Linked DNA regions of Homo sapiens: region 2 is linked to region 1. A link is an interaction called in ENCODE POLR2A ChIA-PET data of the cell type or tissue named here. Cell type or tissue: PC-9. All regions are shown on one strand. Links, peaks and the distances in the headings refer to the core of each region. The heading gives the core; the rest is flanking DNA.

Evidence for each region. ChIA-PET counts read pairs that join two places held together with the same protein. Peaks named below come from ENCODE experiments on the same cell type or tissue, not always from the same donor. Only the 100,000 strongest peaks of a DNase experiment are listed, where the experiment ranks them.
Region 2: POLR2A ChIA-PET joins it to region 1 with 5 read pairs; 12 of 35 experiments call an interaction of 5 or more read pairs at or near these places.

The regions. Positions count from the first base shown.
Region 1 is chr15:92,812,069-92,827,057 of GRCh38, reverse strand. No RefSeq gene overlaps it. Among named protein-coding and RNA genes, the nearest start is that of CHASERR, 63 kb to the left of the region's middle. RefSeq lists enhancers at 1,600-2,256, 6,490-6,634, 5,998-6,663, 6,485-6,779, 6,277-6,824, a cis regulatory region at 6,554-6,569 and a silencer at 6,538-6,597. In PC-9, for the core only: no CTCF peak of the experiment used is centred there; DNase peaks (open chromatin) are centred at 5,137 and 6,247; H3K4me3 peaks cover 2,865 bases; H3K27ac peaks cover 5,535 bases.
Region 2 is chr15:92,975,755-92,990,743 of GRCh38, reverse strand. It overlaps CHD2 (chromodomain helicase DNA binding protein 2), which reads right to left. Exons shown (of 39, transcript NM_001271.4): 21 at 12,361-12,510; 22 at 11,461-11,609; 23 at 9,833-9,929; 24 at 9,287-9,379; 25 at 6,244-6,414; 26 at 5,071-5,246. Among named protein-coding and RNA genes, the nearest start is that of MIR3175, 79 kb to the right of the region's middle. RefSeq lists an enhancer at 8,798-9,997. In PC-9, for the core only: no CTCF peak of the experiment used is centred there; a DNase peak (open chromatin) is centred at 9,233; H3K4me3 peaks cover 1,425 bases; H3K27ac peaks cover 5,371 bases.

The DNA.
Region 1 (14,989 bases), core at 2,599-10,598:
GGCTAAAGCAGGAGAATTGCTTGAATCCAGGAGGCAGAGGTTGCAGTGAGCCGAGACCACACCACTGTCCTCTAGCCTGGGCAGAGTGAGTCTCCATCTCAAAATAATAATAATAAGTAAATAAATAAATTTCACGTGAAACAGAACCTCAACATATTACTACTTTGCACTTGCATCAGTACTTACATCACTGGTGTTTAGAAAGATAGTATTTATTTGGACACTCATTTTGTTATGTAAGCATTGATAGCAACAAAACTAACATTTTTTTTTTCTTGTTCCTGTTTTTTTTTGTTTTTTTGTTTTTTTTTTTTTTTGAGATGGAGTCTCGCTCTGTTGCCCAGGCTGGAGTGCAGTGGCGTGATCTCAGCTCACTGCAAGCGCTGCCTCCCGGGTTCACGCCATTCTCTTGCCTCAGCCTCCCCAGCAGCTGGGACTACTGGTGCCCGCCACCACGCCCGGCTAATTTTTATTTATTTATTTATTTTATTTTTAGTAGAGATGGGGTTTCGCCATATTAGCAAGGATGGTCTCGATCTCCTGACCTCATGATCCACCCGCCTCAGCCTCCCAAAGTGCTAGGATTACAGGCATGAGCCACTGCACCCGGCCTCTTGTTCCTATGTTTTGCAAAACAGTTCTTAGTTCTACCCAGCAGATAATGTCTACCTTATATAAGGTGCTGTGGATAATGGCTGAAAAACCAATTACTCATATGAACTGAACTTTTTTGTATGCATTCTATATTTCTGGAGTCATTAAGGACAAAATGCATATGTATAACTTAACTCACAGGCTTTTGCCAAGGCAGTAACTATAGGAAACTGAGTATTGTGTTGCTGGGGCTTAGAAAATGATACCTGAAAGTTCGGTGCTTTGGCATGCCAAGTACTTTGAACTGAACGATGATAGAAGGGCCTCAGAAGCAAAGTCTCTCTCAGAACTTCTCTTGCCCTCCTGTCTTCCTCTCCCACTTTTCCCCAAAACAGGCCATAGAAACTAGAATTCCTTTTCCCCAAGGTGGGTCACAGAAGCCAGAAATACTACTCTAGGATTCCCCTGCCTTTCTGTTTAGGAACTGGCCATAAACAAATTCTCTGACCTATCTTGTCTGATACAGTAGATCATAAGACCCTTGTTCTGCAAGGGGTCCTTCCCTATACCCAGGAGGAAAGGGTGCTGCACAGACAGGCCAAGAAGGATCTGAACAGACAGGTCTTGGTGGGTTTCCCCACCTCAGACTATCAGTACTAGCTCAGACCTGCTTTGATATTTCCACATGCCTGCCATTCTTCATGAACCCTAAGCATAAAAATGGATAGCTTTGCGGCTGGGCGCTGTGGCTCACGCCGGTAATCCCAGCACTTTGGGAGGCTGAGGCGGGCGGATCACGAGGTCAGGAGATCGAGACCATCCTGGCCAACATGGTGAAACCCTGTCTCTACTAAAATACAAAAACAAAAAAATTAGCCAGGCATGGTGGCGAGCGCCTGTAGTCCCAGCTTCTCAGGAGGCTGAGGCAGGGGAATCGCTTGAACCTGAGAGGCAGAGGTTGCAGCGAGCTGAGATGACGCCACTGCACTCCAGCCTGGCGACAGAGCGAGACTCCGTCTCAAAAAATAATAATAATAATAAAGGATAGCTTTCCGTGGGCCTTTGGGTCTTCATTTCTGAAGGCTCCCCTGTCATATAAAACTTTGATTAGATAAATTTGTCGTGCTTTTCTCTTGTTAACCTGTCTTTTGTCATAGGAGTGTTGCTGTGTGATCTTTACTATGGGTGAAGAAAGGTATCACATTTTTCTGCCCCTACACTTCCCTCACTCAACTAAAATGCAGCAAATGTTAGAAATGATGTCCAAGGTGAAATTAAAGGATTGGCTAAAGGGTAATTTGGGAAGTCTGTTTAAGTGGGTAATTAGGGAATTCTGTTTAAGTTTGGTATTTGTTTGTTTTGTTGTTGTTGTTGTTGAGACAGGGTCTTTGTCACCCAGGCTGGAGTGCAGTGTCACAATCATAGTCCACTGCAGCCTCAACCTCTTGGGCTCAAATTGTTCTCCTGCCTCAGCCTCCTGAGTAGCTGGGACTACAGGCACATACCACCATGCCTGGCTAATTTTTAAAATTTTGTATAGAGACAGGGTCTCCCTATTTTGTCCTGGCTGATCTCAAACTCCTAGGCTCAAATGATCCACCCACCTCTGCCTCCCAAAGTGCTGGGATTATAGTCATGAGCCACCACCGCACCCAGCTAGTTTGGAATCTTAACCATTTGCTGAACTTGTTTATCCTTCCTTCCTCCTCCCCCACGACTCCAACCATGCCTCAGTTTTTGACCCTAAGAGTCAAAAATTCAAATATCTATAGAGGCCAGGAAGTTAACTTTAATGAGCAAAGCAGCTAGATTTAAGAAAAATAGAAACAGACACATTTTATGTGTCTAATAAACAGAGGCAACTCTTCATTTCCACTAAGAAATGGGCTCCCTCGGTTGGGTGCAGTGCCTCACGCCTGTAATCCCAACACTTTGGGAGGCCGAGGTGGGCAGATCACCTGAGGTTGGGAGTTTGATACCAGCCTGACCAACATGGAGAAACCCCATCTCTGCTAAAAATACAAAATTAGCCGGGCGTGGTGGTGCATGTCTGTAATATCCCAGCTACTCGGGAGGCTGAGGCAGGAGAATTGCTTGAACCCAGGAGGCAGAGGTTGCAATGAGCCGAGATCACACCATTGCACTCCAGCCTGGGCAACAAGAGCGAAACTCTGTCCCCCCGCCCCCCCCCCCCCCCCGCAAAAAAGGGCTCCCTCTCATTATTCTTGAAAGATGCTTTTGTCTTGTTTTCTCTCTTTTGGTACTTAGAAATACTTTACTCCAAGAAAAATACTAGTGCAGATTCAATATAAATGACACTTCATACTTAGCATCAATGGAGAAGCAACAGGGAATGGCAAAGGCTATGGCAAAGTGGACAGCTCATATACCATCTAAAGTAGCACTAGGCACCTGCTGATAGGGTAGCCATATCTTGTTCTTTTTTTTTTTTTTTTTTTTTTTTTTTGAGATGGAGTCTCATTCTATCACCCAGGCTGGAGTACAGTGGCGCAATCTCGGCTCACTGCAATCTCTGCCTCCTAGGTTCAAGAGATTCTCCTGCCTCAGCCTCCCAAGTAGCTGGGATTACAAGTGTGCACCACCACACCTAGCTAATTTTTGTATTTTTAGTAGAGACAGGGTTTCACCATGTTGGCCAGGCTGGTCTCGAACTCCTCACCTCAGGTGATCCACCCGTCTCGGCCTCGCAAATACTGGGATTACAGGCATGAGCCACCCCACCTGGCTGCTGTATCTTGTTCTTTAGATGAGCAAAAAGTAAAAAAAAAAAAAAAAGGCGAAGTCTCTGATTTGTATGTAAATTCAGATTTTAAAATGTAGCTTCAAATTTTACAAAACGAATGTTAAAAAGAGCCCAACAAAATAGTTTGGTGGGCTTGACTCAACCTGTAGGCCACCAGTTTTAAGATCTCAGATCTACTCATGTAGGCACCCTGCCGTGAAGTGCTGGGAACAAAAAGATTTAAAAAATCTTTGAATATAAAATAAGAAGTTTATGGACTAGAGAATTAAACATGACTACCCACACTTAACTATCTGTGTGCTGTAATAGGAGAAATTACCAAGTGGTCTGGGAGCCCAGGGGAGACCAAATCAGATGCAGGTGCATGAGCAGTAAGGTAGGTCAGGGAAGGATTCCAGAAGGAAAGGATAGTAGGAACTGTCTTGCTGGTTGAGCCAAGCCAGCAGAAATGGTGAAGGAAGGTGGTCCAGGCTTGGTTATCAGCACAGCCACAAGTAGCCTGAGTCTTTTGGAAAAGAAGCTAAGGTAGGATGCTAGAAGCAAAGATGTCTTAAGATCAGGAGGTCAGTGGAGAGAAGTCCTTCTTGTGAGGCATCTCCAAGGTGCCTACATGAGTAGAAGAGAGCAGACTGAGGAGTGAAGACAACTCAAAAGAACATCAAGGCCAGTTGCCTGGTCTGCATTTCTTAGACACATTATTGTGGCCTGGTGCAGCATGCAAACTCACTTCAGCATCTGCCAGAAATTAGGCTTAATTTCAAAGAAACCAGGAAGTAAAAGTTTCCATCAAAATAGAGGATTTAACCCCCAGCATTTGACAATACCTTCTCCTGGCTTCCCACTATCTGATTCATTATTATGTCTGTGGAAAGGGTGGGCCAACAAGCTGACTCTGAGTGCAAGCTGACTCTTTGACTGGAATAGCTGGTCTAATCTTGACACAGATGCAGATCTAAAATGTAAATCAATGTGTCCCGGGTACAGCAAGGGAAAAAGACTCCCCTTCCTCCCTTCCTTTCAGCATTTATTTGAGAAAACTTGTAAGGGAAAATTCTTTCTCTAACCCTTTGAGAGGTATGTAAATCTTTTTAAAAGCTAAATAAGCCTCTTACCAGCTTTACAGCCCAGAAATGTCTTACTCAGTGACCTGGGAGCTGTCTCTTTGAAATGCAATCACCACAGAAGGTAGCATCCCTACTTACAGTTTCTGTGGGAGAGCAGGAGTGTTAACTCCAGTAGGTGCCTTACTTCAAGGTGCAAACCTAATTCCTGTTATAAAAATGTAAGTTTATTTTTCCTCTAAATAAAACTAATTAGCTAACACAGATTACCAGCTACCAATTACTGTGTGCATTTTGCATGAACTAGCTGTGACAAGTGGTGCTGCCAAGTCCTCTTACTTGGAGACTGGTTACTATTTAATCTTGAAAACATGTATGGTAACGGGGTATATCTGCTTAGGTATGTAAAAGGGTGAAATTTCTTTCTGTCCTTTGCAATCTCTAGCTAATGACCTGTGATGCACACCACATTTGAACTTAATGCTTATTCTATCATAGAACTGTTTTTTCTTCTGCTTTTGTGGGTAGGTTTTTTTGTTGTTGTTGTTTTGTTTTTTGGGTTTTTGTTTTTCCTTTATAGGTTGGCAGAAAATTTTAAATTATACTTCCCCAATCCCTGCCACCAAGGTTGGCTAGGGTTGGGGCTTTCAGCTCAGAGGGAAGCATCTAAATGGCTGGATGACTAATACCTGATTCAAATGTGAGAAGTCAGTTCGCAACAAAGAGAGGTGTACTTCAGGGAAAGAGGCTTTCACACTCTGCAAGTGCTGCACTTAGAAGACATCATGTACTCCCAGTAGTATTATATTTACAGAGGCAGTATATAGCACAATGGCTGCCTTAGGGCAGGCTCTTATCAGACTGCTTGGGTTTGGATGCGGATTCCACCATACACGACTAGCTGTGGCACCTCAGGCAATTACTTAACCTTCCAGAGCCTTAGTTTCTCTATCTGTAAAATGGGGAATAAAATGGAGGTACCTATCTTAATGGCAGTGCTCGGCAGAATAAATGTTAATTAGTATCTTTTTGATGTGAATTAGTATTACTTAGCAACTTTATTTGAAGGTTTGTTACAGGCAGAGCCACTTTCGGGATACAAAGATGGATAAGAAACAAAGTTCCTATCCCCAAGGAATTTATAATCTAATAATAATTATAGTGGTGCCATAAGATCAGATCTAGGTGTAAGTTTTTTTTTTTTTTTTTCCCCCGAGACAGAGTCTGGCTCTTGTTGCCCAGGCTGGAGTGCAATGGCGCGATCTCGGCTCACTGCAACCTCAGCCTCCCGGGCTCAAGCGATTCTTCTGTCTCAGCCTCCCGAGTAGCTGGGCCCGGCCGTAAACTAATATTTCAAGAAAAAGAAAAATAGGGCCGGGCGCGGTGGCTCACGCCTGTAATCCCAGCACTTTGGGAGACCGAGGCAGGCGGATCGCCTGAGGTCAGGAGTTGGAGACCAGCCTGGCCGACATGGTGAAACCCTGTCTCTGGTAAACATACAAAAAAATTAGCCAGGTATGGTGGCGGGGGCCTATAATCCCAGCTACTTGGGAGGCTGAGTCAGGAGAATCCCTTGAACCCGGGAGGCGGAGGTTGCAGTAAGCCCAGATCGGGCCACTGCACTCCAGCCTGGGCGACACAGCGAGACTCTGTCTCAAAAAACAAACAAAAAAAAGAAAAATCAACAAGTATTTTTAAAAGGGGAGTGGACATGGCCCGGGGCATCATTACCCAAACTGAACTACACGTAATTATATGGTTCTATAGTTAACCGTCATCGCCCAGACTTCTTCCTGAGCTAGTTTAACAAGAAAAGCCAGAATTCTTATCAAAAGCAACAACGAATGCAAAAGCCCTGCCACAGAAAGGCTGAGACCATGGCTTACACACCTGGTGGCACTCCCTTGATTTTTCTCATCCAGACAACATAACTGAACGGATTTTTGTAAGGTTGTAACAGTAAATAAATATTGACATTGAACAGGCTGAAAGCCAGCCATATAACTCTTGCTTTCCGCTAAGCTCAACAGTGTGCAACTGGCTTTGTTCCTGGCGCACTAAAACAGGATTCGGAGGCCATCTTGGAAACAAAAGGGCCCTGGGCGCCGGGGGTGGAGGAGGCGGTATCCTGGCAACGGAGGCGCGCGCCCTGCCGCGCAGCCGCATTTTGCCGCGCCCAGCATCCCGCCGCGTCGGCGGGGCGGTGGAAAATTACCGCAGATTCCTCTTAAAGGCGCCCTGACATTTCCTGCCTGAAACCTGTGCGCTGGTCGGCCTGGGTTGCGGCTCCTGGGAAGCCAAAACGTGAAATGGGGTTTCCATCCTGTCTTCCTAGAGGAAATAAAATTCAGGTCGAAGACAGTTCCCAGGGTAGCAGTAGTCTCTAACTGGGCAAATAGTGTCGGAGAATAGGCTTCCTCAAATTAAGGGAAAAAAAAAAGAAAAAACCCCAAACCAAACCAAACTAAAATAAACCCTAAAATATTGACTCGGGCAAAAGAGAGCTACTCAACACGGGAACGGAACAAAAGAAACAACTTCACAAAGTCACACTGACTGTGTAACAGGTTTAAAAAATGAATGGGTCCTGAAGCAACGATAACTCATTTTTGACAAATGGATGGACAAATTATAGCTTACCAGGAATGACCAGAAAAAAGAATTAACTTATTTGAGAAGCTAAGCATGATCAGAAAACGTATCATCTCTTTGTAGATCAGTTCTTAACAGTAGAATAAGTAATCCCTCTTCCTTTGTCCTCAAATTACTTTCGTTCAGGTTAGTCACTTCTGTGATTTACAAGTTAAGCGGTAGTTTATTGCTGTCTTGCTTTTCTGACAGAAGAAATAAATAACAATGCCCCGGGTTTTTGCAACGTAAACATCCAGGATATATCCTACGGGAGTCCATGGCTCTGAAATTAATCTCCTTACCAAGCAAAATTTACTGGGAGCCCTCCTTGAAATAACTGAATAAAAAAGAAATATTGGTCTCCCGGAAGTAGAGCTCTTGACACATTAAATATCTCTTCAGTCCATTTCCAAAGATGAAAGATACAGCCCTTCGCTGGGTGCCTTCTCTGATGGTTTGCTCGGTGGTAGATGTCTGTTTGCTGTAATCTGCTGTCAGGCATACCCGTCCACTCCTCCTGAACCCTGCTCTGATGGCAGGCATGACTGTGGCCATCAGGATGGCTTCTCATGAAATATAGAGGACAGAGATGTTCCAGTCTTATCATGGCCTTGGCAAATTGATTTTTCGTTCCCGGATTGAGCCATTTTCCCCATGCTTCTCAGCCATATTCAGCCACATTTATTGCACCTCCACCCCAACCCCCTTTTAACATATCCCTTTTTTCCCTAACGTAAATGCTCCGAAATTCCAGTCACCACTTCTTAGTAATTTCTGACGGACGTTTCATGTTTTTCAGAATGCGGAGCTGTGATATTTGAGTACTAAACAAATGTTTTGCATGAGTTTAGACACCTAGGGACAGTGTTAGCCGGTAATTTTCAAGTTTGGATGTTGAAGGGATGGCGACTTATCACAGGGAAAATTAATTACGTGCAATGAAAAGGTTGTAGTGTAGAACTGTCATCCACTTTGAAGCTTCAAGGGAACGCGATTTAATGTGATAGGAACTGTGACTGTAAAACAAAAATATGTGCAGCTGCAGTTGGTGCCCACATTTTTGGTTTTGATGCTCATTTACCAGTACTAAGAAACTGAAATCTGAAAATGCCTTCTTTCAGATCACCTGGTGGCTCTAACTTTTGCAAAAGTCGTGGAAAGCCTAATGTATAATAATATGTAATGGCTGCCAAGCTAGGTCGGCGCAGAGACCGGGTTGGGTAGTGTCACTCCCACCTTTCCTCTGCAGGGAAGTGGCATTTTACAGCCCAGACAGCTCTGCAGGGTTTCTAATGGCCTACAGCAGCCCCATCGCCATACCTGGAGATAATCTTCCTTTAACTAAGACGTACTGCAGAATAGAGACTTCAAGAAAATATACAGAGAATGCCAGCGGAAAGATACAGGGGCATTTGCCCTCTCAAATACAATTCTGTTAAGTGGCTAAACTCTGATGTTTAAAATATAATAAAATAATTTTGAAGAAAGCAAAGTGTTTAAATGTATGTAAAAAAGCAAGGAGAGTTGGAGGACTGGCTATCTAATAAAGATGATAAAATTGCATAGTTCATAAAATTATCTAAGAACAGGATCTGAGTGCAAGAAGGCAGGGTTTGGAAATTTGGCCTTTGAGGTAAGGCCGCCAGATAAAATACATCAGTCAAATTTGAATTTTTGATAAACTGAATAATTTTTTTAGTGTAAGTAATATTTGGGACATACATTTAAAAAGATAGTTTGTGGTTTGTGATTCAAATTTAACTGGGCAACTTGGACTTTTATTTACTAAATCTAGCAATCCTAGTTTAAGGGTCTACACACTTACAGAGGGCATATGTAATTAGGTTTCTACACCTTCATCAGAATGGCAAACAACACCAGAAAGCCTCCAGTTCAAGGTGCCCAGCCAAGATGCGAATGTGACAAACACAGCATACAGGTGTGTTGCCCCTAATAAGTAACTTCAGGGATGGCCTCCAAGTGCAGCCCATCCAAATATTATGAGCACTTACTATTAACTTGTTCATTCATCCATTCATGCAACAATTATTTATTGAGTGCCTGCTGCGTGCCAGGCATAAATTTTGGGAAAAGTAAGATAAACAAAGAAAAAATCCCTGTCTCTGAAGGGTTCTTATTTTTGTCTGGAGGACTAACATGTAAAATGATAATTGCCATAAATGACAAGTGATCACATAGTTTGATTAGAGAGAGAGCAGAAACATCAAGTTAAGCTTATCTAAGATTGATGGCAGGGGCGGGGGACAGAGAAACTTCAAAGAGGAAGTGACTTCGATGAGCTGGTCTCAAAGGAGTCTAAGCTGGCAGAGTTGGGAAGGACCTCAGTAAAGAGAACGGCATGAATAAAGGCTAGAAGTGGGTGAGGACGTTGTGGATATTTAAAAAACAAAACAAGACAAAAGCAACAAATTACAAAAACATAGTGAAAAGTCAGCTATAGCAGGAGCCACCGGAGGAAGGTTTGCTGGAGATGTCTGATAATATAGGCTGGGGTGACATTGTAAAAGTGAGTCTATAGAGCTCAAAGTCTCCTGTGCACAAGCAGACTAGGATAAGGGTGATGGTGAAAGAGATCAGTGATGGGAGACTTTTTCCATTAACTCTTTTTTTTTTTTTTGAGACGGAGTTTCGCTGTTGTTGCCCAGGCTGGAGTGCAATGGCGCGATCTCAGCTCACTGCAACCTCTGCCTCCCAGAGTCAAGCGATTCTCCTGCCTCAGCCTCCCTAGTAGCTGGGATCACAGGCATGTGCCACCACGCCCGGCTAATTTTGTATTTTTAGTAGAGATGGGGTTTCTCCATCTTGGTCAGGCTGGTCTCAAACTCCCGACCTCAGGTGATCCGCCCACCTCGGCCTCCCAAAGTGCTGGGATTATAGGCATGAGCCACCGCGCCTGGCCATCCATCCATTAACTCTTAAAAAATGTAAAGAGATTAAAACTGACTTAAAAAAATGTGTATGTGCACGTGTATCACTTTGCAATGGATCCTAGGAACATAAAAATGAATACGGTATCAATCTTACCTTCTAGATAGTCTAGGTTTCCCAGGGAAACCTTCCACACATGGGATAAGTGCTGTAATATAACAAGTAAACACCGTGAAAAGTCTGGGAGTATGAAAGAAGGAGAAACTCCTGGAAGGAACAGAGAGGGCCAGTCAGGGCTTCCCAAAGGAAGAGATGCTAGATTTTTTTTTTAATTAAAAAATTTAATATTTATGCAAATCGTTAGACATTTTCCCAACAATACAAAACAGTATACAGTGAAAAGAAAATCTTTCCTCACCCAGACCCTTGACTGCCCATCAGAGGCATCCTTCCCATTAATATAAATATCACTCTGGCCAGGCGTGGTGGCTCACGCCTGTAATCCTAGCACTATGGGAGGCCGAGGCTGCCAGATCACGAGGTCAGGAGATCGAGACCATCCTAGCTAACATGGTGAAACCCCATCTCTACTAAAAGTACAAAAAAATTAGCTGGGCATGGCGGTGGGTGCCTGTAGTCCCAGCTACTCAGGAGGCTGAGCAGGAGAATGGCGTGAACCTGGGAGGCGGAGCTTGCAGTGAGCAAAGATCACGCCACTGCACTCCAGCCTGGGAGACAGAGCGAGACTCTGTCCCAAAATTAAATAAATAAATAAATAAAATGAAAATAAATATCACTCCTTTCTCTTTTTTTTACACAAATAGATGCATTTTGTATTCAGTTTTTCATACCTCCTTTTTTTTTTCTTTGAGATGGAGTTTCGCTCTTGTTGCCCAGGCTGGAGTGCAATGGCACAGTGTCGGCTCACTGCAACCTCTGCCTCCCGGGTTCAAGCGATTGTCTTGCCTCAGCCTCCTGAGTAGCTGGGATTACAGGCATGTGCCACCATGCCCGGCTAATTTTGTATTTTTAGTAGTGACAGGTTTCTCCATGTTGGTCAGGGTGGTTTCGAGCTCCTGACCTCAGGTGATCCTCCCGCCTTGGCCTCCCAAACTGCTGGGATTACAGGCATGAGCCCCCACACTCGGCCTATTTTTTCCCATTTAACAATGTATTTTAGAAATCAGTGCATATAGGCTGGGCGCAGTGGCTCACGCCTGTAATCCTAGCACTTTGGGAGGTCGAGGTGGGCGGATCACCTGAGGTCAGGAGTTCAAGACCAGCCTGGCCAACATGGCGAAACCCCGTCTCTACTTAAAATACAAAAATTAGCCGGGCATGGTGGAGACTAATTAGGAGGCAATTGGCCAAAGGAGAAGGAGGCATTGACAGCGGGCAGAAAGTGGATTAAGGAAGCAGGATTGATAATTACCACCGTCTATTGAGAATTTATTATTTGTGCCAGGCATTTTACTAAGTACTACATACTGTCCAGCATTTATCCAATTCTTGGAACAAATAAAGAAATATTTGCAATTTACAAGTAGGAAACTGAAGCTCAGAAATATTAACTGCTCAATGTTACACAGTTTGGAAAGGACAGAACTGGACTCCAACTCTGCCTCCCTCTGACTCCCAAGTCCCAGTTCTTTTTTTTTTTTTTTTTTTTTGAGACGGAGTCTCACTCTGTCGCCCAGGCTGGAGTGCAGAGGCGTGATCTCAGCTCACTGCAACTTCCACCTCCCGGATTCAAGCGATTCTCCTGCTTCAGTCTCCTGAGTAGGTGGGACTACAGGCATGTGCCACCACTCCTGGCTAATTCTGTATAGTTTTAGTATAGATGGGGTTTCACCATGTTAGCCAGGATGGTCTCGATCTCCTGGCCTCGTGATCCGCCCGCCTCAACCTCCCAAAGTGCTGGGATTACAGGCTTGACCCTCTGCGCCCGGCCCAAGTCCCAGTTCTCAAACACAGTTCCACAGGGCCTTGGAAGAACCAGGAGCAAGGCTTTAGGGCTATTTGATATGGGGGAGGAAGAGAAATTTGGGGGAGACTAGTAGTGATACATAGGCCTAGAGCCCTAACCCTGTTGGAATGTGCCCATGAGAAAACAGGGTTAAAAATATAGGGGGAGGCCAGGGTTGGTGGCTCACACCTGTAATCCCAGCACTTTGGGAGGCCGAGGTGGGCAGATCACTTGAGGTCAGGAGTTTGAGACCAGCCTGACCAACATGGTGAAACCCTGTCTCTACCAAAAAATAGAAAAATTAGCCAGGCGTGGTGGCACGCACCTGTAGTCCTAGTTACTATGGAGGCTGAGGCAGGAGAATTGCTTGAACCCTGGGAAGTGGAGGCTGTAGTGATCTGAGATTGTACACTCCAGCCTGGGCGAAAGAGGGAGACTCCGTCTCAAAAAAAAAAAAGGGTGTGGTCAGAACTGATCGCCCAAGGAAAGAGCATTGCATTCTCTGGGATTGTTTTTAAGATGATCATGTACTCGCTTCTAATTTTTTCCCATTATTCATGCCTTTGTTTTATTCCTCTTTACTATTCTGTGTTCTCTAAATGATTTGGAGAGAGCAAAGGAATGGCTGTGGCAAGTACAGTATAATTTTGGAATAACAGACTATTGAAGACCATGCGTGGTGGCTCACACCTGTAATCCCAGCACTTTGGGAGGCCAAGGCGGGTGGATCACGAGGTCAGGAGTTTGAGACCAGCCTGGCCAAGATGGTGAAACCCTAGCTCTACTAAAAATACAAAAATTATCCGGGCGCGGTGGTGGGCACCTGTAATCCCAGCTACTTGGGAGGCTGAGACAGGAGAATCGCTTGAATCTGGGAGGCTGAGGTTGCAGTGAGCCGTGATAGTGCCACTGCCCTCTAGCCTGGGCAACAGAACAAGACTCCGTCTCAAAAAAAAAAAAGACTATTGAACTTGCCAATTTAGCAGCAAAGACTCTGGGGTCTACAGTCTAGGATATGAGACAACCTATAGATTGCCTCTTTCATTTCTGGAAGGACTGAGGAAAGAGGCAAATTTACAAGACGTTTTCCTTTCATTGCTAGGCAGTAACTGTACCTCAGTAAAAGGATATTTTCAAAGGCCCTTGAGATTAAAAAGAACTTTTTTTCTTCTTCTCCTCCCTCTCTTCTTCCTCAGTCATATCAGTAGCAGATATGAAATTTCAGCTTTAAGGAGACAGGCTTCTAAGAGCTATAGCTTCCACAAGCTGTTCAAAGTCAAGTGTTCCTTAAAACAATTGAAATGTAAAATATTCATCATTATCTGCTTTAGGTATCAGCTATGAAATACGAATGATAAAACAAACAAAAATATCTAGAGCTGCTTTGAAAGGATCACCATGAATCTCTGGTAACAGATTTTAATCTCAGATGCACAGTGCTGGTTAGGTAAAAAAAAAATTCTCACGTTTATTGTGGTTCTGTAGAATCAGACTACTTAGTAACTTTGCAAAGGTTTACTTGGAGACTTTGAATTGACCTCAAATACCGTAGTCGAAGAGATCAACCTCTGCCATAGGGTACTGTCACTAAAAGGAAGACTATTACAGAATAATGACTGCCATCTATGGTAGTTTTTATTTTTTTTGAGATGGAGTTTCACTCTTGTTGCCCACACTGGAGTACAATGGCACGATCTCAGCTTACTGCAACCTCCGCCTCCAGGGTTCAAGCGATTCTCCTGCCTCAGCCTCCCGAGTAGCTGGGATTACAGGTGCCCGCCACCACGCCCAGCTAATTTTTGTATTTTCAGTAGAGATGGGGTTTTGCCATCTTGGCCAGGCTGGTCTCGAACTCCTGACCTCCAGTGATCTACCCTGCCCGGCCTCCTAAAGTGCTAGGATTACAGGCGTGAGCCACTGTGCCTGGCCTATGATAGTTCTTACAGCCCCATATCCTTTTAATATTAACAAAGTTTTCTTCATTCTACTGGAATGTATTTTATTGCAAGTATAGTAAGTAGAAGGATTTCATTTAAAGAGAAACTAGGGTTAAAAATATAGGAGGTGGCCAGGCGTGGTGGCTCGCGCTTGTAATCCCAGCACTTTGGGAGGCTGAGGTGTGCAGATCCCTTGAGATCAGTCGGGAGTTTGAGACCAGCCTGACCAACATGGTGAAACCCCGTTGCTACCAAAAAATACAAAAAAATTAGCCTGACGTGGGCCGGGCGCGGTGGCTCACGCCTGTAATCCCAGCACTTCGGGAGGCTGAGGCGGGTGGATCATGAGATCAGGAGTTCGAGATCAGCCTGACCAACATGGTGAAACCCCGTCTCCACTAAAATTACGAAAATTAGCCGGGTATGGTGGCACACATCTGTAATTCCAGCTACTCGGGAGGCTGAGGCAGGAGAATCACTTGAACCCTGGAGGCAGAGGTTGCAGTGAGCCGAGACAGAGCCATTGCACTCCAGCCTGGGCAATAAGATTGAGACGCCATGTCAGAAAACAAACAAACAAACAAACAAAAAAGGCCGGGCACTGTGGCTCAAACCTGTAATCATAGCACTTTGGCAAGCTGAGGCAGGTGGATCACCTGAGGTCAGGAGTTCGGGAGCAGCCTGGCCAACGTGGAAAAACCATGTCTCTACTAAAAATACAAGCCAGACATGTTGGCACGCGCCTGTAATCCAGGTACTCCGGGTGCCGAGGCAGGAGAATCGCTTGAACCCAGAGGGGTGGAGGTGGCAATAAGCCGAGACAGCGCCATTGTACTCCAGCCTGGGCAACAAGAGTGAAACTCCATCTCAAAAACAAACAACCAAACAAACAACAAAACCAAACGTTCATTTACACTTAAATAATTTTAGGGCAAAGTTTATATCCTTGCTGCACATCAGAAAGAAAATTTTAGCAATTAGTTTCCTTTGCCTCACATCTCCACATAGAAATGAACTAGTTAAAAAGAAAAACAGGTTTCCGTGTATTAAGCAGGTTGACGGTGAAGGAGTCCTTTTAAATATTTAACTTGAAGTTAATGTCCATGTCCGGTATTTATTGGACACACATGCATATAAAAAAATACAT
Region 2 (14,989 bases), core at 4,568-12,567, 160 kb before region 1:
ATTGGGTTATATAACCATGTAAGGACAGATGCTAAGGGAAAAATGGAAATGAGAAGACATGGCTACAGAATAAAATGGGACTGAATATGACAATAGCTAAAAACAACATTAAAGGAACAGCGCAGATACAAAGGTTAGGAAAGTATTATATATGAACAAAACCTGAGGATTACTCCTTAACTGCATTTCTCCTTCTTGACAGACACTGAAATATTTTATGTCTAAATAACAACACTTCCGAAATGACAGACTAAGGGTCTGTGAAAATCTGCTCCCCCATAAAAGCAATAGGAATGCTGGCATAAACGGTCACAATCAGTATTGTCACAACTCTGGAAATTAACCAAATGCGTGCAGCCATCTAAGAAATTTATTCAAGAAAATGGCTCAGCAAGCTTCAAGGCATTTTTTAACTTGCACTATTCCCACCCCTTAACCCCAGCTGCATGACAGCCTTCAAAACTAACACTTCTGCAACTACAATAGCTGTGTAACCAGCAGCACAGCAGCCACTGGAGGGTAAAGAAGAGGTTGAGAGTTCTCCAAAAGCCCTATTCCCCCAGAATGACTGGACCTGGCTAACAGCACCCTAAGAAGCTCCATTCTCAGGCTTGTCTTTATTGGACTGACCCAGAACTCACTGTGTGAATAGCCCTGTCCAAAATTCATTGGTCAAAAACAATTAGATGCAAAGATTTAACACCATGACGGCCTGAGGCAACATTACCAACTGGAAATAACAAAAGGTTGAACAAAGACAAAAAGAAAAACTGGGAGGAAAGATGTTCATAGGATAGATACTCTGAAAAGCTCTGACATGTGCAGGTCTGTGTCCATGCAGAGGAAAGATCTCAAAGGGTCCTTCCGCACGCTCCTGGGACACCCTCTGCGCTTTGGCTTCTTGTCATCATCAGACTCTTCTGTCTCACTCTCAGAAGCAGAGGATCTCTGGGCCTGCCTCTTGGACTCACTGTCAGAGTCACTGTCATTTGTCTGAGCCTGAGAAAGACCTTGAGCAACTGTGCAAGCAGGAACTGAAAGTTAAGGCAGAGTTGTCAATTGCCTTCCAGAGCATTGAAACGTGCCCCAACAACACATACCCAGCCCTTCAACAAAGGCTGGTAGACTTACAGGCTCAAAGCATTTAAGGAAATCTCTGTTCAATCATTAGCTGACCACTAAGCTAAAGGAGTAGAGACTACACATAGCATGACAAGGATCACATAACATGACAAAGAATACAGACTTCAGATAACTAGTACAGGAAAGTCACTAAACAAGCAAATACAACAGCAGCGGCAAACACAACACATGGCTGGGAGGGGAGATCTGATTTCCAGAGTTGCCATATGATTTAAAATGTCCAGTTTTTCACGGGAAAAATTACGGGACATATAGAAAACCAAAAAGTAAGCTGGGCATGGTGGCTCACGCCTGTAATCCGAGCACTTTGGGAGGCCGAGGCGGGTGGATCACCTGAGGTCAGGCGTTCGAGACCAGCCTGGCCAACATGGTGAAACCCTGTCTCTACTAAAAATATAAAAATTAGCTGGGCATTGTGGTGGGCACCTGTAATCCCAGCTACTCGGGAGGCTGAGGCAGGAGAATCACTTGAACCCAGGAGGCGGAGGTTGCAGTGAGCCAAAATCGCGCCATTGCACTCCAGCCTGGGTGATAGGAGCAAAACTCCATCTCAAAAAAAAAAAAAAAAAAAAAAAGTATGAAGTATGAAGTATACATAGGAAAAAAAGCAGGTAATAGAAACCATCCCTAAGGAAGTCTAGCATGTAGGCTTATAAGACAAGGATGCTAATCAGCTATTATAAATATTTACAAGAGTTAAAAAAAGTCTGCCTAGAGAATTAAAAAGAAAGGTCGAAAATGATATCAATAGAAACAGAAATGCTGTTTAAAAACGGACATTTTTTAAAGAGTGAAATAGAAATTCTAGAGTTGAAAACTACAATAACGGAAATGAAAAAAAAAATCACTGGTGAGGCTCAGCAGCAGATATTAGCCTGAAGAAGAGAGAACTGCCAAATCTGAAGATAGGCCAATTGAGATTATCCCACGTGAGAAACAGAAAAAAAGAAATTAAGACTTTCCTTCAAAAATGAAGATGAAATTAACAGTGCGAGCTAAGCCAAAATAGAGAATCCATTGTTAGCAGACCTGCCTCAAAATAAAATGCTAAAAGAGAGTCCTTTGGGCAGACATGAAAGGACATAAAATAGTAACTCAAATCACATGAAGAAATAAGAGCACCCATGGAATAATAGAGTAAGTAAATATAAAAACAGTATACATGCATTTTTGTAACTCTTTTCCTTCTATCTGATTTTAAAAGACAACTAACTAGGCTGGGTGTGGGTGGCTCACGCTTCTAATCCCAGCCCTTTGGGAGGCCGAGGCACACCGATCACCTGAGGTCAGAAGTTCAAGACCAGCCTGGCCAACATGGTGAAATCCCATCTCTACTAAAAATACAAAAATAATTAGCCAGCGTGGTGGCAGGAGCCAGTAATCTCAGCTACTTGGGAGGCTAAGGCAGGACAGTCACTTGAACCTGGGAAGTGGAGGTTGCAGTGGGCCGAGATTGCACCACTGTACCCCAGCCTTGGTGAGAAGAGCAAAACTCCGTCTCAAAAGAAAAAAAAAAAAGAGACAACTAACTATATAAAGTATGAATTATAAAACTGCATTGATGGGTTTAAAATGTGTAAAGATGTAATGTGCGACAACAGCACAAATGGGGATGGTGAGCTATAACTGGGGCAAAGTTTTTATAATGCCATTGAAATTAAATTGATGTTAATTCAAAGTAAATTGTTCTAAGATGTTACTTGTAATTTCTAGGGCAACCACTAAGAAAATAAGTGAAAAAAAAAGTTTTTTTTTTAAGGTAATTAAAATGGTATATTATATATTTAACACAAAGGAAAGTAGTAATGGGGAAATAAACAAAAAAAACATGACATATAGAAGACAAATAGCAAAATGCAGACATAATTCCTACTTTATAATAACTGCATTAAATGTAAATAGATTAAATACTGCAATCAAAAAAAAGAGATTGGCAGAAAAAATATTTTTAAAAAATTTTAAGATACCATCTTTTTTTTTTTTTCCTTCTTCTTTTAGAGAGTTTTGCTCTGTCACCCAGGCTGGAGTTTAGTGGTGCCATCTCGGCTCACTGCAAACCTTGGCCTCCTGGGTTCAAGCAATTCTCGTGCCTCAGCCTCAGCCTCCCAAGTACCTGGGACTGCAGGTGTGTACCACCACACCTGGCTAATTTTTTGTATTTTTAGTAGAGAGAGGGTTTCGCCATGTTGAGACCATGCTGGTCTCAAACTCCTAGGCTCCAGCGATCTGCCTGCCTTGGCCTCCCAAAGTGCTGGGATTACAGGCGTGAACCACCATGCCTGGCCAAATACCATTTTTTAAAATTTCAAATACCCAAAAAGAAAGCTGGAGTGGCTATACTAATATCAAACTGAAAATAGGAATTAAAACAAAAATTGTTACTACAGACAGAAATACATGTTACAATAAAAAGGCCAATCAAGACCTATCGATTATAAAAAATATATACAATTAATAAGAGTCCAAAAACACATGAAGCAAAAACTAACAATTGAAGAACAAATGGATCATATAAGAGTAACAGAGATGTCAACATCCCATTTTCAATAATGGGTAGAACAACTAGGCTGCGCACGGTGGCTCAGGCCTATAATCCCAACACTTTGGGAGGCTGAAGCAGGAGGATACTTGAGGCCAGGAGTCTGAGACCAGCCTGGGCAACATAATGAAACCTTGTCTCTACCAAAAAAAAAAATTTTTAATTAGCCAGACATGGTGGCACATGCCTGTAGACCTGGCTACCTGGGAGGCTGAGTGAAAAAGGCACTCAGGCAGGAGGATCACTTGAGCCCAGGAGTGTGAGGTTACAGTGAGATAGGATCATACTCCAGCCTGTGCAAGAGAGCAAGATTCTGACTCTACCAAAATAACCACAACTATACAGAAAATCAATGAAGAAATTAAAGACCTGAAAAACACTAAGCCAAATACAGCTATAGAACATACTGCCCCATAGCAGAAAACACATTCTTCTCAAAATAATACTGGGAATAGGGAGCAAGAAGAGGTGGGGTGTGTATATATACATACAATTTTGGCTACAAATTCAAAATTGTTAAGATGATAAGCACAAGAGGGGATGTGTTACATGCTATTCTGTCAGTATTTTGAAATATTTCTATTTTTCCATAGTAAATTAAACAAAGAAAGAAGAATAGGTGTGACCTTTAAGTGAAAAGAAACACCTCACAGTTTCAAATACATGAAACTTAAAGGACTATTTAATATAATTATAATATGGATTAGGCCTTAAAACCATCTTTATACTTTCTATTTTCTTCAGGCTTAAAAAAAAAAGATGGAAACTGGAAAAAAAATAATTTGTAAGCAACAATTTTAGATTTTTTTATGGAGGATAGAGACATTTGAATCAGATACCAAGAAATGTATAGTAATCACTCACATAGAAAGATGTCTAAAATGGATTTTAAATGGGATCGGGGAAAGCAAGGTGCTGAACAACATGCTGTACATACTACTTATAAATCAAAGCAAACCACTAGCAAACTGATGTCAGTACTAACACAGGTGGAAGTGGGATTGTGGCGGAGGGGAGAGGTAGTGAGGGTAGACTTATTTGTACCATTTTTATTTTTGATATTTCTTTTATATACAGATACATAAGTCTGTATATACATGTATGTCAATTATCTCCTTCCCCGAGCTGAACTTTGTGAAAATGTTCTGAATAACCAGAGAATAAGAGAGAAATAGAGAGATGAACAACAAATAAAAGTGATCTCAACAGAAAGAAACCTTGGAGAAGGAAGGATCATCCTACAGATCTGGGACAGGACCCAGCTTCTCTTTCCTTTTTTGTAGGTATTAGCCTCTGCCTACCCTGTCACGATGTCCAGGATCCAGTCAACCCAAGACTTACAGTACGCACTTTCAAACAAGCTCAGTGAGAACAGAGCCTCCACCAACCTTCGGATCTCTGCATCAGTAAATCCCTCCACGAGGTCCTTCCGCACACTCCTCGGACGCCCTCTGCGCTTTGGCTTCTTGTCATCATCAGAGTCTTCCGTTTCACTCTCAGAAGCAGAGGATCTCTGGGCCTGCCTCTTAGACTCAGTGTCAGAGTCACTGTCATTTGTCTGAGCCTGAGAAAGATCGAGGCAAAGTCACACTGTAACAAGTGCGAAGTTCAAGTGGTGAAAGGACTAAGAGAAGGCCATCTTAATTCTTTAGTATTCAGAACTTCTCACCATATCAGACAAGTCAATTTTCCTTTGACAAATAAGGGGAGACAGGTCTTGGAGAAATACCCACTTAGGACAGTCATACTTTCAGAGACATTGTAATATAACGATAAGTGAACTGGATTAAAAATATATGAATATTTTTACAATATCCCATTATAAAACAGGTTCATGTTTACTCCTTTGGGCAAGTAATTTTACTCTTTGTGCCTTTATTTTCTCATTTGAAAAATGAAGACAATAGTACCTATAACAGATGGTTTTCAGTAAGTTAAAGCACTTAGAAGTATGCCTAGCACATTGTAAGGGCTCAATAAATGGTAGCTAGTGTTACCTCATACTGATTTACTGTGACCTTGAACAAATCTGTGTCTATTACCTCCAACAAAATGGGTAAAAAAACTTGTTCTACCTATTTCAATGTTGTTACAAAAATCAAATTAGATAGTGTCTGTGATGGAGCTTTGTGAACTGTCAAGTTGGTATATGTTTCTTATTTATAGTTATATAATCCTTTACTAAGTATTTATATCAAGTGCTGTGAACTGTTATGGACAAACAGAGGTGTGACTTTCTGAAAGTTGAAGGCAGTGGCAATTAACAGCCAAACTGTGAGGACTACTCAAAGGCAAAATGCAAACTTCTGGAAATTTCAGACCCTGTTTATCAGCTTCACAAAGAGCCAATTTGCAAAGACCAAATCCGATGTCTCACAGGTGTGCTCAGGAGCTCTGCAGATTTCTCCACTTTCCTTTGTTAAGTTTCCTACAGTATCAACTCTGCTCCTGAAGCCTCTGTGTCAGGGGAACAATGCAAGGCCTCTTCTTTGAATAATCAACACTTCTGTAGCATTCACAACATAAGAAATAATTTCATATCTTTCATCTCACTTGATCACCTTTTTAGTGGAACTCCGAATTCGAGGCAGCATATAAATTTCTTCTAGCTCCTTCTGCCGCTCTTCCTCCTCTACTTTTTTCCTTTGTTCCTCTGGAATGATCTCATCCCAGTCCTTGTGAGGACGCTCTTCTAGCTCTTCTTCATCTTCCATTGTTGCAAAGTTGGCAACCTTAAAACAGACAACCCATTGTCTGACATTTCCCTATTTCTAAACACCATCTACTAAAACAATTTATCCAGTGTTTTTATCTAAGTAGACACTGTGAATAATAGGACTTTTGTGATATTACATAATCAGATAATCAATTTTCTATTAATTTTTCCTTTATACCCCCAAAAATCAACTTGTCAAGTCCTCAAGTTCATCACATCATAAATTTTACTGAAAAGCAGAGAAACAGCTACAAAGATACAAATTGTTTTTATAAGTTTTATTGAATGAGCTGTTATAAATCATATACATGTTCTAATAAATATAATACTAATGATAAAATTTAGATTTATTTAGATTTTAAAATGCTTAATACCTAATACTCCATGATGAACTTACATTTCTATAAGTTGTATAGAGTTCATTTGAAACAATGCATAACTCAAAGCACTCATTATCATCTAGCCAACTGGTTGCTTTATTCATTTTTATCAAAAATATGAAAGTTAAAGATGTGTGGTGATTTCATATGCTCACAAGTGCACTTTAGTCTTAGGAAATAAAATGAAAACATAAAACAGAAAAAATTTAAATAAATCTAGAAGAATATTCTCTTCATTTCTTATCAAATATTATTTAATATCCGATATGTATTTGTACTAAAACAGTAGGTATCCCAGAAAGAAAGCCATCTAAGTGTATCCATTTCAAAGAACCAGAGGAGGAGTACACAGAAACATCTACCACCTCTGGACAGCATCTGAGCAGTGGCAGGCAGCCCCCAGCCTGGCTCCGCATTCTTCTTATTCCCTCCCTCCTAGCCTTTGAGACAGTCATAAGGTATAAATGAGCTTCTGGAGGCTCCATTCCTTGGAGCCAACAGTGAAGTCAAGTTAAGACTCTTACTTTATGACTTTTGGCTAAAATTAACTAAAATTAAGATTGATGTAAATATGCACATACGTTAGTGGTTCATGCAGTAAGGAATTTAACTTTTCCAAAAGGGACATCGTGGTTAAAGGCCAGACTCTGGCCCTTAACTTAAGATAGTGCTTGAAACACAGTAAGAGTTACACAAGTGCAGGTTTTTATTGCTGAAGAAAGGAGCAGCAGTCACAGAGGTGGAACTGAGCTGAAACAGTGCAATGGACTGAATGTTTATGTTCTTCCCAAAAGTCATAGGATGAAATCCTAACTCCCAATGTAAGGTGTTAGGAGGTCATGAGGGTAGAGCCCTCATAATAGGATTACTGCCCTTATAAAAGGGACCCCCAGAGAGCTCTCTAGCTTCTCTCTCTCTACCATGGGAAGATAAGAAAAGTCAGCAGTCTGCAACCTGAGAGCCTCCACCAGAACCTGACCATGTTGGCACCCTGATCTCAAACTTCAAATCTTCAGAACTGTGAGAAATACATTTCTATTGTTTATAAACCACCCAGTCTACGGTATTTTACTGCAGGAGCCCAAACCGACTATGACGAACACTAATAAATCACCTTCCCCCTTCTCTACCCCATCCTCTGCATCCTAACCCATTAATCTAGGGCTCTCTGGCCCACTCAATTCCATCCTTGTTCTTCCATTGAAACAACTTCTACCAGTGGCCAGCTTTGGAGCTAATCACACAATATTGCTTCCTTCCAAACACTTCACACAATTTCCCCTAATTCAATTCAATCCTAATGGGCATACTACACTTAGCCATCATTGTAATCATCAGGTCTCTCTTGCTTCTCTACCTCCATGGAATCAACCCATGGTCAATCCTTCCTTCCAAGCTGTCACATGAATCTTGAAAACCTTTGCTATTTTGACTTTCCTGTGCCTCCCAAGCCAATCTCCCACCTTGGGATAGCCAACTGATCCAATTTCTCTGACCTCAAAAGTATTGCTGGAGAAAGTCATATGACCCTGCTGACTGGCTCCACGGCAAAGCTGTATCATCTCAATTCAGCTGACTCCCTATCAGGTTCCTCCCAACAACTTTCTGCCTCATCCATGGCTGTCCCAAATCTTTTCCACTTCTCAAGCAAACACCTCACTTACTTTACTAGTCATTAAGAGCATAAATTAAACTCCCACAGCATCTCTTTCCTCCTCTTCCCTAAAGTGTACTTGTCCTTTTTCTTTCCAAGGCCAAGTCTTCCATCTGTGCTTTTGACTGTATCCCTTCCAGTCTCCTCTGGGGCAATGTGCCATCAAATCATTTCCTTCCTGAGAACCTTCAATATCTCCCTATACTCAAGTTCTTTCCTCAAACTAGAAACATGGTAACATCTTTCAAAAACCTTGTCTTGCTTCAACCTTCTAGCCATATAATTTAGCATCCCTGTACTCTTTCACTAAGCTTTTTAATAACATTGATACTCTGTGCTGCCACCTCCTATTCGTCTGGTGCCCAACTTTTGTGTTTAGTCCTCATTTCATGTAATTTTCTGTTATATGAGACACCACTGACACCTCTTTCTCTCACTTACCAAACAAAAAACAAACTAAAATCTCACCAAGTCATCAGAACCTTCTAATTGTCATCTACTCTTTTCCTATCTTTGACCTCTCTTTGGCATCTGATCTATTGACGTGTCCCACAGTGCTCCACACGTCCTGGTTCTACACTCTGTCCTGGCTCTCTACCTAGCCCTCTCTTCAGTGATTTCTTTTCCGCCACACACTGACTCTACATAGGATAGCCCACTTCAGTGATTACCTTCGTGCGGACTGTAGAACCTACATTCACAACATACTCACAATTCAGAGAACAATATTGAGGATATGACTCAATTCAGGTAAAGAGAAAAGCAGAGCGCCTAGCACAAAGAAAGCGTTCATAAACATTAGTCATCATTAATGAATCAATGCTGAGAACTCTCTCCCACAAAGATCTTCATACCTTAAACTGTGATAGAAGTTCATCTGTTGCACTTGTTGACACTTCATTCTCTCTCGTTTCAGCCAACCGCAAAATTTCATCTATATCCATTTCCTAAAAGAACAAAAGCCAACACGAATAGAATAAAATGGCAACAGATGAGTTGCCTAGTTGCCCAGAAATTATTCGTATTTACTAAAAATGTTTGGTGCAAATAAACCAATTCTCCTTTCTGATATTTCATTTACTTTCAGTTTCAACTCTACATCTTTTACATCTAATGTCTCAAACTATAATTTATACAAATGACAAGGTGAAACTTCAAAAATTAAAACGAACAGAAATGGGAGAAAAAAACAACCCAAAAAAGTATACTCGAATGCTTTATTAATTCCTTCCTACTCAATTTGGTAAGAGCTATGAGATTCCTACGAAAGAAAAACACACTGTCCTTCAAGTAATTACTTTTTCTTTACAAAAGCCTCTAACAGAATCTTCTTACAGAAAAGTTAGACTCTCACAGATCATACTTCTCAAAAAAATTTCCCTCTCCTCATTGTTAATTACCTGAGGTTCTGATTCCTCCCCTTCCAGTTCTTTGAAGAGATCCTCTGCTCCAAATTTCAAAATAGCTGTCAGCTCTTCTTTATTAAAAGGATTTGAGCTGTGGAAGTAAAATGTAGTTGTTAGAAACATCAAATAACCTCTAAAGTGTTCTACTTCAGAATAACTATCCTTCAGAAAGAGGTCAAGTTAACTGCTGAAAATATAAACTCTGCCTCAAGAAAAATGATTTCTCAAACATCGCATTTTCTATCTACAGGATGAGTCTGTGATGGTAACCCTAAACCAGCAGAATAGAAAATTAGTTACAGTCCTACTGGTTCACCTATTGCATGGGTAAGCCAGAAAGGTGACTAGCAATGTTATAGAATGGAGCTCTTTCCTTTGGCCTTTTACTCAGAAAGTTATAATTCACCAAGAATTTTCAACCTTCTCAACCCCGGTCCAAAATAAAAGAGCTAGGCTTTTCTCATCTAGCTTCCTCTTAAACAGAAAACTATCTGAAAACATTTTATTTAGGAAGGGCTAATTTGAATACACCTTTAACATAGCTGCAGCGGGCACAATGGCTCACACCTATAATCCCAGCACTTTGAGGGGCTGAGGTGGGCCTATCACTTGAGGTCAGGAGTTTGAGACCAGTCTGGCCAACATGGAAAAACCCTGTCTCTACTAAAAAAAAAAAAAAAAAAGAAAAAAAAAATTAGCTAGGTGTGGTGGTGCACACCTGTAGTCCCAGCTACTCGGGAGGCTGAGGCACAAGAATCACTTCAACCTAGGAGACAGAGGTTGCAATGAGCCAAGATCGTGCCAGCGCACTCCAACCTGGGCGACCGAGCGAGACTCCATCTCAAAAACAAACAAACAAACAAACAAAAAACATAGCTGAAACACCACCACAGAAGACACTCAACAATCTGCTCAAAATGTAAACTTATTTTTATTATTATTTTGATATCATTATTATCTTGATAATATTGATATTATTATTTTGATATTATTATTATTATTATCGGTCGCCCAGGCTGGACTGCAGTGGCACAATCTCGGCTCACTGTAAGCTCCACTTCCCGGGTTCACGCCATTCTCCTGCCTCAGCCTCCCAAGTAGCTGAGACTACAGGCGCCTGCCACCATGCCTGGCTAATTAAACTTTATAGGAGATGTAGCTGTGCCTCTTCCCAAAGCCAATTAAAACTTCATTACTTTCTTTTTACACCCTTCTGGAAGCACAACAATCTCCACACAAACATTTTTGCCAATAGTAAAAAAAAAAAACAGCTGCCAATCCAATCTGGATTCTCACTGCAGAAAAGTCAAAGGTGACATTATGCTAGGCTGACACCCAACACACAACTCCACTGCTGTTGCTGTGTCATATGTCACATGAGCAGCCAAAAGCAAAGGTAAGGGAGAGGGCAAGAAAGAGAGGAAAACACATAAGAAGGGGGGTGATGGGCAAAAAAAGGAACCAAGAAACTCAAAGTGAAAATGCTATCCTATTTGTGGTTCTGGCCTGGCATCTTCCAGGTAATGAACAGACTAATGTCTGTGGTAGAAAATCCTATTATATCCAACAGTGATGTAGAATCAATTTGATTCTGCCTACCTCCCAATCTTCCTGGCACTTACTTGGACCTTCCTGAGTTGTTTTCCAGGATCGTCCGGCCAGTGGTGTCCATGCGCTGAATCACCAGATGATCTAATACCATCTTCTTTTTGGCCCGTTCTATGATCTCCTCCTCCACAGTCCCCTTTGTAACTAAGCGGTAAATATTTACCTGTAGGAAAAGGAACTGTTATGCTTATGCCTGAACCACCCCCCAACCCCCCCAAAAAAAGAGAGAAGGATTAGCTCTGTCAAAACCCAAGAGGGGAAAATTTTAACAGAATTTATTCTCTAACCATAGAAGACTGTAAGCCATCCAAGCAGGCAGCTTAAGTAGATGCAATACTTTTACTATGTGCAGCAGGTTACAGTCTTAAATAAAATTGCCTCTAAAGATCTGTCGTTATGGCCTGTTCCATCAATAAAAATCGTGCTTCAGTGATGGAAAGTTCCACAAAAACAGAATCTTTGGCCAAGAATGAAACTTACGGGTTATCCAATATAGAACAGACTTTAAGATTCATAAACAAAAAAGTGTGTGGTTTTCCAAAGTACCTTTAAAGCTAACACTGTCATGTATAATAAAAACAAACCATCTTGAACAATAGGATATTTAACTTTTCCATACTAAAATAGAGAAAATGTTCAGTTCTAAGTCTATTCATCATATATCTCTCTCAAGATAAACACATAGAAGGTCGCTGATGTTGTACTTTTCAAACAGAGAAAAAGAAAAGTTCCTTAATAGGTTCATCTTGGGCCCAAAGACAACATCTCTGTGCTAGTTAACAAACAGAAATCAATGCTTCAGGGGAAATAAAAGCAAAACAGGGAAAAAGCATTTTATTAACATCCTGAAAGGGCTGAACAAGCCCCCTGGCCCCCAACCCTAAAGCAATTTCCAGAAGCCTCTCCATACTGACCTGCTTCTTTTGACCAATTCTATGCGCTCGGGCTTGTGCCTGCAAGTCATTCTGGGGGTTCCAGTCAGAGTCAAAGATGACGACTGTGTCCGCTGAAGCCAAATTGATTCCCAGGCCACCAGCCCTTGTCGAGAGCAGGAAACAGAAGTCCTGTACACAATGCAATATACTACTTTATGCAGTGGCCTTCTCAGAAACAGTTTCACAGTCCAATAAGCCCTTACACCTGGAAACCCCTGCAGGTGTGAAGAAAAGTGAGATATGATGGACAAACTTTATGGAGGCTAAAAGAATGTCAGGGACTTGATGGTAGAATGAATTTTCATTTGATTAAGAGGCAAAGTCAGTGCCATGAACAGGAGTAGAGTAGACTCTAATAAGGCAATGGGAGTGAGAGAATTAGTGCTACCTCCCGGCTACAACTAATATACAAGAAGTTAACAGCAACAATAATAAAAACAGACAAACAATTATCATGGAGATCATTAACTCCAGGAAGTCACCTGTATAATTATTTTTAGGGAAAAGGTAGATTATGCCATGTAAGTCAGTTAGTATAAACAGAGATACTTTATTATATAAATATTTATGTTTGTTAGGCTGGCGAGAAATATAGAAACACTGCACTAAAGAGATCATATATGGTAAGTGTTGAGAACCACAGGATCCTCAATTACCACAAAACATGCCAAAATTATAAAAAAATCAAAACAGGTTTGGCTGGAGAGCGATGTGTGGAACCACCCAGGCACTGACACTGCAGTATCCACAGCAATGACAGTAGACACTGGGCAAGCACAGCACACCTGCCTGCGTCTGAGTGCTCAGAAAAATATGGGGGCAGGAGAAAAAGAATAAAATATATAAGCCGGGGGGAAAAGGTGAAATATTTCTATTTTCAGGGAATTTAATCATATATGTCAAAAGCTGATGCCTTTGTAGCAGAGAGAAGCAGCATTGAAAAACTGGTAGTCCTGAGTTCCATCTTGATAAATGGGTATATTTAGCATACACATAGAGATGCAATGAAAAGGTCTCCATGTTCTAATAGTCACATTCAACAACATTATGCCATAGAAATAAAAATGGAGACAGCTGCTTCACAAGAATTTTAATTAAACAATTCCAATAAAGAAGTGATCAACAGGAGTGTCCAGGCACATAATCTGTGATTCTTAAGAGAAATATTAAGCACCACCACACTCCAAAGAGAAGTCTAAAGATAAACAGTGGACAATTTAAGATGAGATATCTAAAACAAATGAAATCTGGAGTCAAAAAGATCCTATCAACCAACAATCTGCTATATCACTCTTTAGCAAGGATAACGTGGATTATAATATGTCGTCTGCATCTATGATCAAGTTGAAAAAGGTTAAAAAATTATAAAACTCAATGCCACTAACGGTAAGGTAGTTAAATAAATAAATGGTACAAGCATAAGAAAAATTTAGAAATTTAAAAAAAAAATTTTTTTTTTTTTTTGAGACAGGGTCTCATTCTGTCACCCAGGCTGGAGTGCAGTGGGGCAATCCTGGCTCACTGCAGCCTCAAACTCCTGGTCTCAAGGGATCCTCCTGCCTGTCTCCTGAACAGCTGGAACTACAAGCACACAATACTATGCACGGCTCATTTTTTAATTTTTTGTAGAGATAGGGTCTTGCTATGGGCCTAGAAATTAAATTTTGTAAAATCTTTAATAACATGGGGAAACTTTTTTTTTTTTTTTTGGTAGAGACAGGTCTCACTATGTTGACCAGGCTGGTCTCAAACTCCTGGTCTCAAGTGATCCTCCCCCATCTTGGCCTCCCAAAGTGCTAAGATTACAGGTGTGAGCCACTATGCGCGCCTAGCCTCAAAGTATAATTTTGAAGGGAACAAAACTGTATGCAACATGATCCGAATTAGGTAAACATATAAATGGTTCCATCTAGTAGGAATGGAAATACACCCCAAAGACGTGAACAGCAAGTTGTGTCTAGAATGAGGGGTACAATTGTTTTTTTCTTTGTATTCTTTACCATCTTCCCAATATTCTAAGTAAGCATATAATATTTTGTCCCACAATAAATATTTAGTTTTTTAAAGGAATTTTTAAAATACTGCAGAAATGGTAGAGAACTTGTGTTCTATATAGCCATCATAGTGAGTGGGAATCAACTGAGAGCTATGCAAAAAGCAATTTTTTTTTTCCCCTGAGACAGGGCAATATGAAACATTCGACTCATACTATTTTTTAAACTAAGAGTGGAGAACACAAAACCAATTTCAACCAACACTACATGATAAAAATAGCAGATATTTAGAGCGCTTACTATGCACTGGGCAATGTGATCAGTGCTTTATGTTGATTACCAAATTTAATCCTCAGAGCAATATTATGAAGTGGGGTATCAGAATCATTGTGATTTTACAGCTGAGGAAACAAGGAGCAAGGAAAGGAGGAATGGGAATTAGTTGATGACCGATGTCTTTAATTATTCCATTCCTCTTATCCTTAATGAACGAGAGCCTTGGCTCTGAATAGATTAATGCCCCAAGCCCCTCAAGAAGTAAATGTTTAGACTACAGAAGTAGCCAGAATACTAGTCTAACTAGGATTTCTACACTCTAAAGGCAGACAGCAGAG